Regions from separate parts of the Homo sapiens genome. Here region 2 is linked to region 1. Evidence: chromatin loops called from intact Hi-C (ENCODE). Cell type or tissue: chondrocyte. All regions are shown on one strand. Each heading gives the region's core, and the rest is flanking DNA. Links, peaks and the distances in the headings are about the cores only.

Region 1 (6,078 bases), core at 520-5,519:
AATACTCATGTTCCTTCTTCAGCCTATCTCAAGAATAACAAATCAAGGGAAGGCTCTCCCAACTGTGTCCATGACATCACTCTTCACTGAGATGCTGCGCTGCTCATCTCATCCTGGATTGAGAAGAGAGAAGCATGAACTGGGATCCCCCACAGCTTTTTCAATTTTTAAAAAATGTGACTCAGGCCTTAGGTTTTTTTAAAAAAAATTCTTCCTGAATTTGGGCACCACAATGCCCCATTAATTTATTTTTTATTTTTTGTAGAGATGGGGGTCTTGCAATAACAGCACCCTTAGCTCACTTCTTACTGTTAAGCTATCTCCAAACATAAGATGCTTCCCCAATTGATTGACTCACCACTGAGCCCCATTCCGGTATGGCTTAGCCAGAGGGCCTAAGCCAAATGAGTCGGCCTGCCAAACCTAGAGCATGCTATTCCTCCCTGACCAACACCACACACCTTGGGAACCATGCATCCTCATCAGGCCCATCTTTAGGAGAGAAGGTGTTTCCTCATCCCCAACCTCGCCAAGGGAGAAAACGTAGGGTTAACTGGTCAAATAGCAAGCCCAGGCTCCAGATATTGTCAAGGAGCTTCTCCTTCCAGCTTCCTGCAGCTCAGGTTATAAATAAAGTCAGTGGAAAGAAAAATAATATCCATGGAGACTTGCTGAAATGAAATACAGAGCAGCCATTCCTCTTCAGATTTGAAAGTTATTTTGGGAATAAATCTCATCAGCGGCGAGCTGCTCACTGGTGTTACCTCCTGCAAAGCAGGATTTACTGGACTAGTGTCGTGATAGAGAACTACCGTGGTAGTCACTCCCAGCTGTCTTCCTGAGATCCCTTCCTCCACTTCTCCCATTCTCTTCTACACCAGCAGAACATCGCGTGGCATTCCATCCAGCCCAGAATGAAGGACAGAGCCACTTCTCTAGCCCTTTTGTTACTAGGTGTACCTGGGTGACTCTGGTAGGGCCAATAGAAAGGAAAGTCTTCTGAAAAGATTCTGGAAGGATTCATCTTTGCTAATAAAAAGGACTGCCCTTTTCTATCCACCCTGCTTGAGATGCTGGGGTTAGGATACAATGTTTGGATTAGCCATGAAGGAAAGGGAAACATATATGTTGCACTGCTGAACTGCTTGAAGGCATCTGGGACCCCAGGCCACTAGAATCCTTAGGTAAATATTAGGTTGGTGCAAAAGTAACTGCAGTTTTTGCCATTACTTTAAATGCAAAAAACAATTACTTTTGCACAAACCTAATACTAAATGTCCTCATGATCTCAGACAGTGCTACGTGTTCTTCTATTTGCAAACAGATGCAAATAGGCACACGGAATGTGAAGTTACATTTACAAAGACGATGCCATTGAACACATAGTGATATGATTTAGGGAATCCTTTGTGACAAAGTAAGGGAAATTTCTTTAGCGTCTCAGCCCCTGGCAGAGTCATTCTGCTTCTGATTCATTTCATCCTGGAGACATCGTGAACCATATGGATGATATATGTATTCTTCTGTTTTCATGCTGCTGATAAAGACATATCTGAGACTGGGCAATTTACAAAAGCAAGAGGTTTGATGGACTTACAGTTCCACATGGCTAGGGAGGCCTCACAATCATGACAGAAGGCAAGGAGGAGCAAGTCACGTCTTACACAGATGGCGGCAGGCAAAGAGAGAGCTTGTGCAGGGAAACTCCCCCTTATAAAACCATCAGATCTTGTGAGACTTATTCGCTATCACGAGAACAGCATGGGAAAGGCCTGCCCCCATGATTCAATTACCTCCCACCAAGTCCCTCCCACAACACGTGGGAATTCAAGATGAGATCTGGGTGGGGACATAGCCAAATCATATCAATATATTTCTCTCTTAGTGTTGGCTGGTAGAAAGTAGAGGTCCAAGTTTAGAAATAAGTATTCTAAACATTTCTGGCAAATGCGCTAAACATCACAGCATATGCAGTTTGTATTTACATGACCCCAAATTCATCCCCACTCTCCCTCCACCCTTTATTATGGGAATTCCTTAACATAACTCTTATTATCATTATAATATCCTATATTCATAGGAATATTCCTCTAGTATGTAACTTGAATACTATCTCAAATAATTCTTGAAATTAATAAGCAAATGTAAATAAAAGGATAGCTTGGGGGACAACTTTTGCAGTAAATGACACGACAAAAGTGTAGACAAAAGTTATGCGAACCCAGACGAAGGCATGGTTTTCTCTCCTTGGTCTCGGCAGGGAGCATGCATGGCTTCCTCAAGGAGATAACATTTGGATGTGGTCTCAGAGGGGTGGAAACTCCTTCCCAGCAGAAGGGAAAGCGTGTGCCTCAACTCACATAAGGAAGAAGCAAATTTAGCAGGGAATGAGATGGGAGGCAGGTAGCTGGGCAGGATGGCAAGGCTGGAAAGACAAACAGGAATTAGACTGCCAAGGGTCATGGATTTATTCACTGAGTCACAGTGAACCAAGAAAGGTTTTGAGTAGGAAAGAGAAAAGAAATGATCAGGTCTGGATGCAATGACAGCATAAAAATGACTGACAAGAGTTGGAAAAATGGCACTGAAGGGAAAAAAGACTAGGTAGAGGGTGACATCAGCTGTCCAAGTCAGACTCAAAAGGATTTGAGCTAGGACAAGTGGTGGATAGAGAGTAAAAAGAAATGAGCTGGGCGCAGTGGCTCACATCTGTAATCCCAACACTTTGGGAGGCCGAGGTGGGCAGATCACCTGAGGTCAGGAGTTCGAGACCAGTATGGCCAACATGGTGAAACCCCGTCTCTACTAAACATACAAAAATTACCCAGGCGTAATGGTGCTTGCCTGTAATGCAGCTACTTGGGAGGCTGAGCCATAAGAAATCCGTTGAACCCAAAAGGCAGAGGTTGCAGTGAGCTGAGATCGTGCCACTGCACTCCAGCCTGGGCAACAGAGCTTGACTCTGTTTCAAAAAAAAAAAAAAAAACTAAAGAGAAATGAAAGGCACTTCCAAAGCAGAGCCCAGAGCAGTTGCTGGCTTGTCTTCCCCAATACCTGTCACATCCCTTTTCTCATTGCATCCATGTTTATTTATCTCGTGCAAAGTGCCTGAAGCTGCAAGGTTCTGGGGATACAGAGGGGCTCTTGATCTAGCCAGGGGGACAGACAATTCCAGAGGAGCCTAACAAAGAGAGGATGCTGAAGATGTAAGTCCTAAATCAAATGGAGGGAGGGCAGTGAATTTGGTATAGAATGTTCGAAAAATCCTATTCATTCCCTCCCTACTCCTGAGAAACACATAGTGATCCTGTGACATCAGCCCCAATGCCTCTTTTGAAAGCAGTTCTATAAAAGGCAATGCCAAGGAATGAGAATGGAAACCGAACAGTCTGGGTGTGGGATGACCCTTGGCAACACGGGTGAGATCACACCCTGCCTTGGTCCCGGCACTGGCAGCCAGGATCTGCTCCCACCGAGCTGCAATCCAATGCTTCTTTCTTCCTCTGCAAATATCCTTCAAGGCTTGACAAATGTGAGTCACCACGACAAGAATAGTGCCATTCCTAAATAGCAGGTCTTTATATACTTTGTTTCCTTGCTCCTATTTGCTACTTTGTCACTAAGCTTTCCAGACAACTGCCCCCATGCAACAAACTCCCCTCTGACCCGGAGCCTTCAGACTTCCCAGAATTGGATGAAATGGAAAACACACAAGACCCCTGAATCAGGCTCAATGAGGCACGTCCCACCTACCCACCTGCTGTGCCCCTTTTCTCCCAAAGGTCTCAGTGTGGCCTCTTTCTAATAACCAGAAACTGTGATCTAAGCATCCCAATGAAGTAACCTTTACAATCTCCCAGAGCCAGAGAAATGCACAAATGAAAAGAAAAAAAAAATGCTTCACTCATAAGCATTGTTCTATTCTAAAAATAGTGCTCTAACCAATACTCACCAACCACTTGGACTTCAGATTTAACTTCTCATTTTCTGGTTCCTTCTAATGAGTATGCTTAACTTGGTAGAAGGAACCAGAAAATGAGAAGTTGAGTAGGAACTCTACTGCTACTCCAGAGACAGGTCTTAACGGAGCACAGAGTGGGTGCAACCAAGGAAGACTTCCTAGAGGTGGGGCTATGAAGACCAGGAAGTCTTCCTCGATTGCATCCACTCTCTGCTCTCTTAAGACCTGTCTCTATCATAGCACTTGATAAGCTGTATTATAATTTTCCGTTTAGATGCCCGTCTCCTCCAACAGATTGTGAGTTTCCTCTCTCATGGCAGAAAGTGGGTCTTATTGCCTCTGTAAGCCAGCACCTAGTGTAATAACATATACCCAGCAGGGTAAAACGTATACTCAAAAATGTGACATAAACCACAATGAGATACCACCTCACACCCATTAAAATGGCTACTGTCAAGAAAACAAAATAACAAGTGTTGGCGAGGATGTGGAGAAAGTGGTACCTTGTGCACGGCTGATGGGAATGCAAAATGCTGCAACCCCTATGGAAAACAGTATGGCGGTTCTGCAAAAAGTTAAACATAGAATTACCACAGGATCCAGGAATTTTACTTCTGGGCATAAACCCCAAAGAAATGAAAGCAGGGACCAGGGGTGGTGGCTCACGCTTGTCATCCCAGCACTTTGGGAGGCCAAGGTGGGCAGATCACTTGAGGTCAGGAGTTCAAGACCAGCCTGCCCAACATAGTGAAACCCCATCTCCACTAAAAATACAAAAATTAGCCAGGTGTGGTGGTGGGCACCTGTAATCCCAGGTACTCGGGAGGCTGAGGCAGGAGAATGGCATGAACCCAGGAGGCAGAGGCTGCAGTGAGCTGAGACTGTGCCACTGCACTCCAGCCTGGGCAACAGAGCGAGACTCTGTCTCAAAAAACAAAACAAAACAAAACAGAAATGAAAACAGGGACTTGAACAGATATTTGCACACTCATGCTCATAGTAGCACTATTTGCAATAGTCAGTAGGTAGAAGCAACCCAAGTACCCATCAACAGATGAATAAACAAAAGAGGATACATTAAGTTGGTGCAAAAGTAATTTCTGTTTTTTGCCATTACTTTCAATGGCAAAAACAGCAATTATTTTTGCACCAGCCTAAGATGTAAACATACAATGGATTATTATTCAGCCTTCAAAAGGAAGGAAATCCTAACACATGCTACAACTTGAATGAACTTTGAGGACGATATTCTAAGTGAAATAAACCAGTCACAAAAGGACAATTACTGTATGATTTCACTTAAATGAGGTATGTAGAGTAGTCAAATTCTAGAGACAGAGAAAGAAGAATAGTGGGGGGCGTTGACAGCAGGTAGGGGGAGTTATTGTTTAATGGGTACAGAGCTTCAGATCTGCATGATGAAAACAGTTCTGTTGCCCAAAAATGTGTATATACTTAACGCTACTGATATATGCACATATAAATTGTTAAGATGGTAAATTTCATGTTATGTATGTTTTACCAAAATTAGAATTTATTTTATTTTATTTTGAGACAAATCTCACTCTGTCACCCATGCTGGAGTGCAATGATGCGATCTTGGCTCACTGCTATTTCTGCCGCCTAGGTTCAAGTGATTCTCCTGCCTCAGCCTCCCAAGTAGCTGGGATTACAGCCACGCACCACCACACCCGCCTAATTTTAGTATTTTTAAGTAAAGATGGAGTTTAGCCATGTTGGCCAGGCTGGTCTCGAGCCCCTGACCTCAAGTGATCCGCCTGCCTCAGCCTCCCAAAGTGCTGGGATTACAGGCGTGGGCCACCATGCCCGGCCTAATTAGAAATTTTTTAATTGTAAATCAGGACACTCTCTTGCTTAAAGCTTCCAGTGGCTTTCCACGGTACCTGGATTTTTTTTCTTTTTTTAAGTGGCAGAATGAATTGGATGATGTCAGAGGAAGAGTCTTCTAAGGCCAGTCCGTGGAGTTAGTAATTATCTCTCTTCGAATCCAAAAGGTTCATTGAGATATGGAAACTTCTCTGGCTCTGGGTGACATCAGGTCGCCAACCTAGTAAGTCCTTTACTGCTGACCCCGCACTGGACTGAGATGACAACTT
Region 2 (6,078 bases), core at 628-5,627, 320 kb before region 1:
CCATCTTCCCCAGAGAACTGCAGTGTTCTAATAGTCTCCCTGTGTCCCCCACTCCCTGCTTCTAGCTATGAGCCACATCTCTTCTGCAGCAAGATTTTAAAGCACAGAGTATAGTGAACAACAATGTATTGCACATTTCAAAATAGCTAGAAGAAAGAACTTGAAATGTACCCAATACATAGAAAAGATAAATACTCAGATGATGGATATACCCCAAATGGCCTGACTTGATCATTATGTCAGAGGCGTTTGAACCAGAGTGACTCCATCTTGAATAGGGGCTGGGTAAAATAAGGCTGAGACCCACTGGGCTGCCTTCCCAGGAGGTTGAGGCATTCTTAGTCACAGGATGAGACAGGAGGTTGGCACAAGATACAGGTCATGAAGACCTTGCTGATAAAACAGGCTGCAGTAAAGAAGCTGGCCAAAACACACCAAAACCAAGATGGTGACGAGAGTGACCTCTGGTCGTCCTCACTGCTACACTCCCACCAGCGCCATGACAGTTTACAAATGCCATGGCAACGTCAGGAAGTTACCCTATATGGTCTAAAAAGGGGAGGCATGAATAATCCACCTCTTGTTTAGCATATCATCAAGAAATAACCATAAAAATGGGCAACCAGCAGCCCTGCCTATGGAGTAACCATTCTTTATTCCTTTAATAAACTTGCTTTCACTTTACTCTATGGACTCGCCCTGAATTCTTTCTTTCATGAGATCCAAGAACCTTCTCTTGGGGTCTGGATCAGGACCCCTTTCTGGTAACAATTACACATTCTATGCAGGTAACAAAATTTCCCATGTACCCCATAAATACATACAAATATAATGTGTAAACAAAAATGAAATTCTAAGGCCCCTCAACCATCCGAATGTACTTCCTCCTTAGCCACGGCTATTTTAAAATTTAACCCGAGAGACTGTTTCAGGCCATGATGGGAAGTGGGGGTCAGACAGGCCTCATGATATCTCTCCAGCATTAACATCAATACAGACTTTAAGTCTAGTAAGAAACATTTTACAACCTCTTTTCTCTAAAGCCTAGTACCTAAAAGCTTCCTCTGCAAATAAGAACTTCGGTCTCCATAATCGTTTATCTGAACCTGGGCATTCCTCTTTTTTTTTTTTTTTTTGAGACGGAGTCTCACTCTGTCACCCAGGCTGGAGTGCAGTAGCGAGATCTCGGCTCACTGCAACCTCTGCCTCCCGGGTTCAAGCAATTCTCCTGCCTCAGCCTCCTGAGTAGCTGGGATTACAGGCGCCTGCCACCATGCCCAGCTAATTTATGTACTTTTAGTAGAGACGGGGTTTCACTGTGTTGGCCAGGCTGGTCTTGAACTCCTGACCTCATGATCCACCCGCCTCAGCCTCCCAAAGTGCTGGGATTACAAGCGTGAGTCACCATGCCCGGCTGGCATTCCTTTTTATGGATCCCAGGTCTTCAGATAAACTCAGCCAATTGTCAATCAGCAAAATTTTTAATCGACCTATAAGCTGGAAACCCCCTGCTTCGAGTTGTCCAGCCTTTCTGGACCAAACCAATGTATTTCTTTTTTTCTTTTTCTTTTTTCTTTTTTTTTTTTTTTGAGATGGAGTCTCGCTCCGTCGCCCAGGCTGGAGTGCAGTAGTACCATCTCGGCTCACTGCAACCTCCGCCTCCCAGGTTCAAGCAATTCTCCTGGCTCAGCCTCCTGTGCAGCTGGGACTACAGGTACTGGCCACCACACATGGCTAATTTCTGTATTTTTAATAGAGACGGAGTTTTACCATGTTGGTCAGGCTGGTCTCGAGGTCCTGACCTCAGGTGATCTGCCCGCCTCAGCCTCCCGAAGTTCTGGGATTACAGGCGTGAGCCACCGTGCCTGGCTTATATTTCTTAAATGTATTTGATTGATGTCTCATGTCTCCCTAAAATGCATAAAACCAAGCTGCGCCCCAACCACCTTGGGCACAAGTTCCCAGGACTTCCTGAGGGCTGTGTCCCAGGCGATGGTCACTCACATTCGGCTCAGAATAAATCTCTTCAAATATTTTACAGAGTTTGACTCTTTTTGTCAACAAACGGACCCCCCAAAAGTGCAAATCTGACCATGGCACTCCCCATCTTCAGTGGCTCCACACGGCCCTTAGGAGGTCTAAATTCTACCAATTGCACATGGACAGAAAGATGGAAGTAATAGACACTGGAGACTCCAAAAAGGGGGAGGGAAGGAGGGGGCTGAGGGTTGCAAGATTACCTGTCGAATACAATGTACAATATTTGAGAGATGTCACTGCCCGAGGGGTTCTTCCTGCCCACTGCATAAAGAAAGACCACAGTATTGTAGTAGAGAGAGTTTAATAGACAGGAGGCCAGTCACACCATGTGTGTGGGCATGGGCTGGGCCCTTGGGCCCTCCACCCAAGCTCCCCAACCCCCTTTGTCTCTGCCTTGCCCGGGGCTGGCTCCCTTCTCAATGCTTGATGTCGCTGAGCACATGACTTCAAACTGAAAGCAAAAAAATGTGCTTTTTCCTTTGGACCCTACCTGCAAATGCCAATTACGCCTTGGATTTGCCAGCAGCTGGTAGGAATGAGTGAGAGGCTTGTCTCTGAGATGACTCATTTCCTCTCTGGTATTTGCAAGGAAGCAAGGAATGAGCAACCAGAAACAGAGCTTCAAGAACAAATTCCACCCTACAAATGCTGCGAGGATCCTCTCGGGGCCCTCAGAGGGCAATGAGGCATGTTATATGAAGATTAGCAGAGAGAACAGAAATCCCCTACATAAATAAATAAATAATGAGCCGGTAAATACTGACAGCCGCATTCATTTCCTCGGCCACATTTCCCTTTAACACTCCCTGCCTGGTAAAAGAAGTTTGCTTCTGAATAAGGACTTCGGGAGAATCCTCCCCAAGCCATCAGCCGACAGGAGAGCTATCCCGGCCCCCAGGACAAACTGCGTAGCCTCAGTCTGCCCCTTTGCAGGGGGTCAGGTTAGGCAGGCCATGATTTGAAGCCCCATCCTATGATTTTATGATGCAAACTCCCCACATTGCACTAGAGTGTTCCATATTGGGAAACCTTCCCAACCCACAGCCGGGCTGTGCCTGGGACATGGCGAGTGAGAATGGCAGGGACTATGTTTTCTTCACTGACACCTTCCCAGTGCCATTCTCTGTGAACCACATTTAAGCACCCCCTAGAACTAAATAATCAATAATCAACCTTCTTTTTTTTTTTTTTTTTTTTTTGAGACAGAGTCTCACTCTGTCGCCCAGGCTGGAGTGCAGTGGTGCGATGTCGGCTCACTGCAACCTCCCACTCCCGGGTTCAAGCGATTCTCATGCCTCAGCTTCCCAAGTAGCTGGGATTACAGGCGTGTGCCACCATGCCCAGCTAGTTTTTGTATTTTTAGTAGAGACAGGGTTTTGCTATGTTGGCCATGCTGATCTCGACCTCCTGGCCTCAAGTGATTCACCCACCTCAGCCTCCCAAATTGCTGGGATTACAGGCATGAACCACCATGCCTGGCCAAGATAAATAGTATTTTGATGCAATGTTTAATAAATCAAAAATCATGCAGAAAATCCACGGTGAGCAAAATGTCAGAAGTTGAAATAAAGACAGGTTCCCCGGGCTCACAATCCTCCCCCTGGTCTGGGCCCTGAGAGAAGGAGTTTCCACCAGCCCTTCTCACTTGCTACATTCTGGTTGTATTTTCCATCCATGTCTAGCGTGGTCCCAGATTCTCTCCTCATCCTTGTCCCCAACACACACAGACCCACAGATGCATTAGATGTATTCAGCTCGGCTGAAAGTGCTTGTGCTTTTGAGCTTGGTCGTAGATATCACTCTACTCACCCAAGTCAGAACAGGGCCCCTCATGGACACTCTCACCCCATCAGAGCACCTACTGCCTTCTCCTTTCTTTGAGGGCTAGGGCTGGATCTTGTGTAATATTCGAACCCCAACACCGGGCAATGGGAATCCCATCCATATCACAGGAATGAATGCATGCATGGACAACCTGAAATAGGGCAGGCAGATCCCAGTGCTCCCGGCACCCGGCAGGTGGTCCCCCAGGGCCTTGCTTCCAGGGACAAAAGCTCACAGTGGAAAAGCAGCCTGCTCCACAGTGGAAAAGCTTGGCCGGACACAAGGCTGTTCCTTATCTTGAGCCTTAATGGTCCTTGTAAGAGCATCTTTTCAGGTATCTGAAGAAAGGGCTCTCTCAGCCCCAGTCTTTTTTCTTTTTCTTTTTTTTTTTAGACTAAACATCTTCAGGTCCTTTAAAGCCTTCTTTAAAGGGCTGGATGCAGTGGCTCACACCTGTCATCCCAGCATTTTGGGTGAACAAGGCCAGAGAATTGCTTGAGGCCAGGAGTTTGAGACCAGCCTGGGCAACAGAGCAAGACCCCTGTCTCTACACACACAAAAAAAGAATAACTCAGCTGGGCGAGTTAACCCATTCAAATGCTAATCTCTTCTGAAAACACCAGCACAGACACGTGCAGAATTAATATTTAATCCGGGCACCCTGCGACCAGTGAAATTTACCTATGAAATTAACCATCCCAATATTGCACCTCAGCTCAAAACCCTCCCATGGCTCCCATTCTACTCAGAGTACACACCAAGATCTACATGACGGCAAATGGTTCATCCTCCTCCTTCCTTCCCTTATCTCCTCTCACTCTCACCTTTGCTGATGCCACTCCGGCCACAGTGGCCTCCTTGCTCTTCCTCAACTGGACCAAGCTTGTTCTTGTTGAAGGGCTGTTGAATTTCCCATCCTTCCCACATGGAATATTCTTCCTCCAGAAGCCCACAAGACTTGTTCCCTTACTTCATTCAGATTTACTACTGAGTCTGGGCATGGTGGCTCACACCTAATCCCAGTGCTTTGGGAGGCCAATAAGGGATGATAGCTGAAGCCCAGGAATTCCAGACCAGCCTGGGCAACATAGTGAGACCTCTCTACAAAATATTAAAAATTAGCTGGGTGTGGTCATGCATGTCCATCAGTACCAGCTACTCAGGAGGTAGAAATGGGAGGATCGCTTGAGCCCAGGAGGTTGAGGCTACAGTGAGCTATGATCATACCACTGCACTCCAGCCTGGGCAACAGGGCAATTGTCTCAAGAAAAAAAAAAAAAGTAAAAATAAAAATAAAAGATTTACTACTTAAACACTTCCTTACACCACAATGTTCCCTGGCTACAGAATGCAAAACAATCTCCCCTCTCCCTTCCAATCTCTCTCTCCTTTCTCCAAATTATGTATTTATTTGCTCATTGTCCACTGCAACAGGCAGGAATTGTATCTGTTCTGTTCCTTCCTGCATTCCCAGGGCCAGAATAGGGCCTGGTACCCAGTAAGTGCTCATTGAACAACTGAATGAATAAACGAATTGAAGTACCTGTACCCTAATTTATCAGCATCAACACATACTATTCTTGGGTAGTATTCTAACGACGTGGCCTATCTCAAATTTGCTTATTTTCTTTAAATCTGAAATGGCACTTCTCCCTTGGGTCCTCAATATCAAGCTCCATGATTTCCGGATTGCACTGGAAGATCCAAACACTTTGTCCTGGCTGTTTTCAGCTCTTGCTGAATTCAGTCTCTGGCCTGCCTTTCAGTATGAGGTGCCCTGGTATTTTTAGAAGAGCACTTCTCATGTGTTTGTGAGGGCCAATTACACCAGCTGCCTCTCTGGGTATGTTTCCATTTGCTGGCTGATTTTTACATTCCATGCAAACATTGATGAGATTGTCCACTAAATGGGTATCAATCCTAACAAGCATCAATGAAATTCCGGTTCTGAGTGTCCTTGGCCACCATAGCTACCCGGTGAAACTCATTAGGGTCCATGAAAAGAGATAGAAATGCAGAGTCAGCCAGACAAAAAGAGGTCAAGGAAAGGAGGAGGGGATCAGTGCACTGGGGGCCTTATGGGTGTGTTAGGGCAATGCTGAGACCTTCATCCAGACTGGATGTTCTGAGTTTATCCTTGGCTTTTTTGGCACGGGAGTTTGCCAAGCGAAGGCTGTTCCTTATCTTGAGCCTTAATGGTCCTTGTAAGAGCAT

Evidence for each region. A loop is a pair of places that touch in the nucleus more often than their neighbours do. Peaks named below come from ENCODE experiments on the same cell type or tissue, not always from the same donor. Only the 100,000 strongest peaks of a DNase experiment are listed, where the experiment ranks them.
Region 2: a loop joins it to region 1, with 1.8 times the contacts of the local background. A loop is called at or near these places in 2 of 110 quality-filtered maps.

What each region holds. Positions count from the first base shown.
Region 1 is chr7:71,305,653-71,311,730 of GRCh38, reverse strand. All of the region lies in intron 1 of GALNT17 (polypeptide N-acetylgalactosaminyltransferase 17), which reads right to left. MIR3914-1 (microRNA 3914-1) reads left to right here and starts at 3,961; the gene lies at 3,961-4,059. It overlaps MIR3914-2 (microRNA 3914-2), which reads right to left and starts at 4,057; the gene lies at 3,963-4,057. In chondrocyte, for the core only: no CTCF peak of the experiment used is centred there; a DNase peak (open chromatin) is centred at 3,439.
Region 2 is chr7:71,630,265-71,636,342 of GRCh38, reverse strand. All of the region lies in intron 6 of GALNT17 (polypeptide N-acetylgalactosaminyltransferase 17), which reads right to left. Among named protein-coding and RNA genes, the nearest start is that of MIR3914-1, 330 kb to the right of the region's middle. In chondrocyte, for the core only: a CTCF peak has its summit at 2,707; no DNase peak of the experiment used is centred there.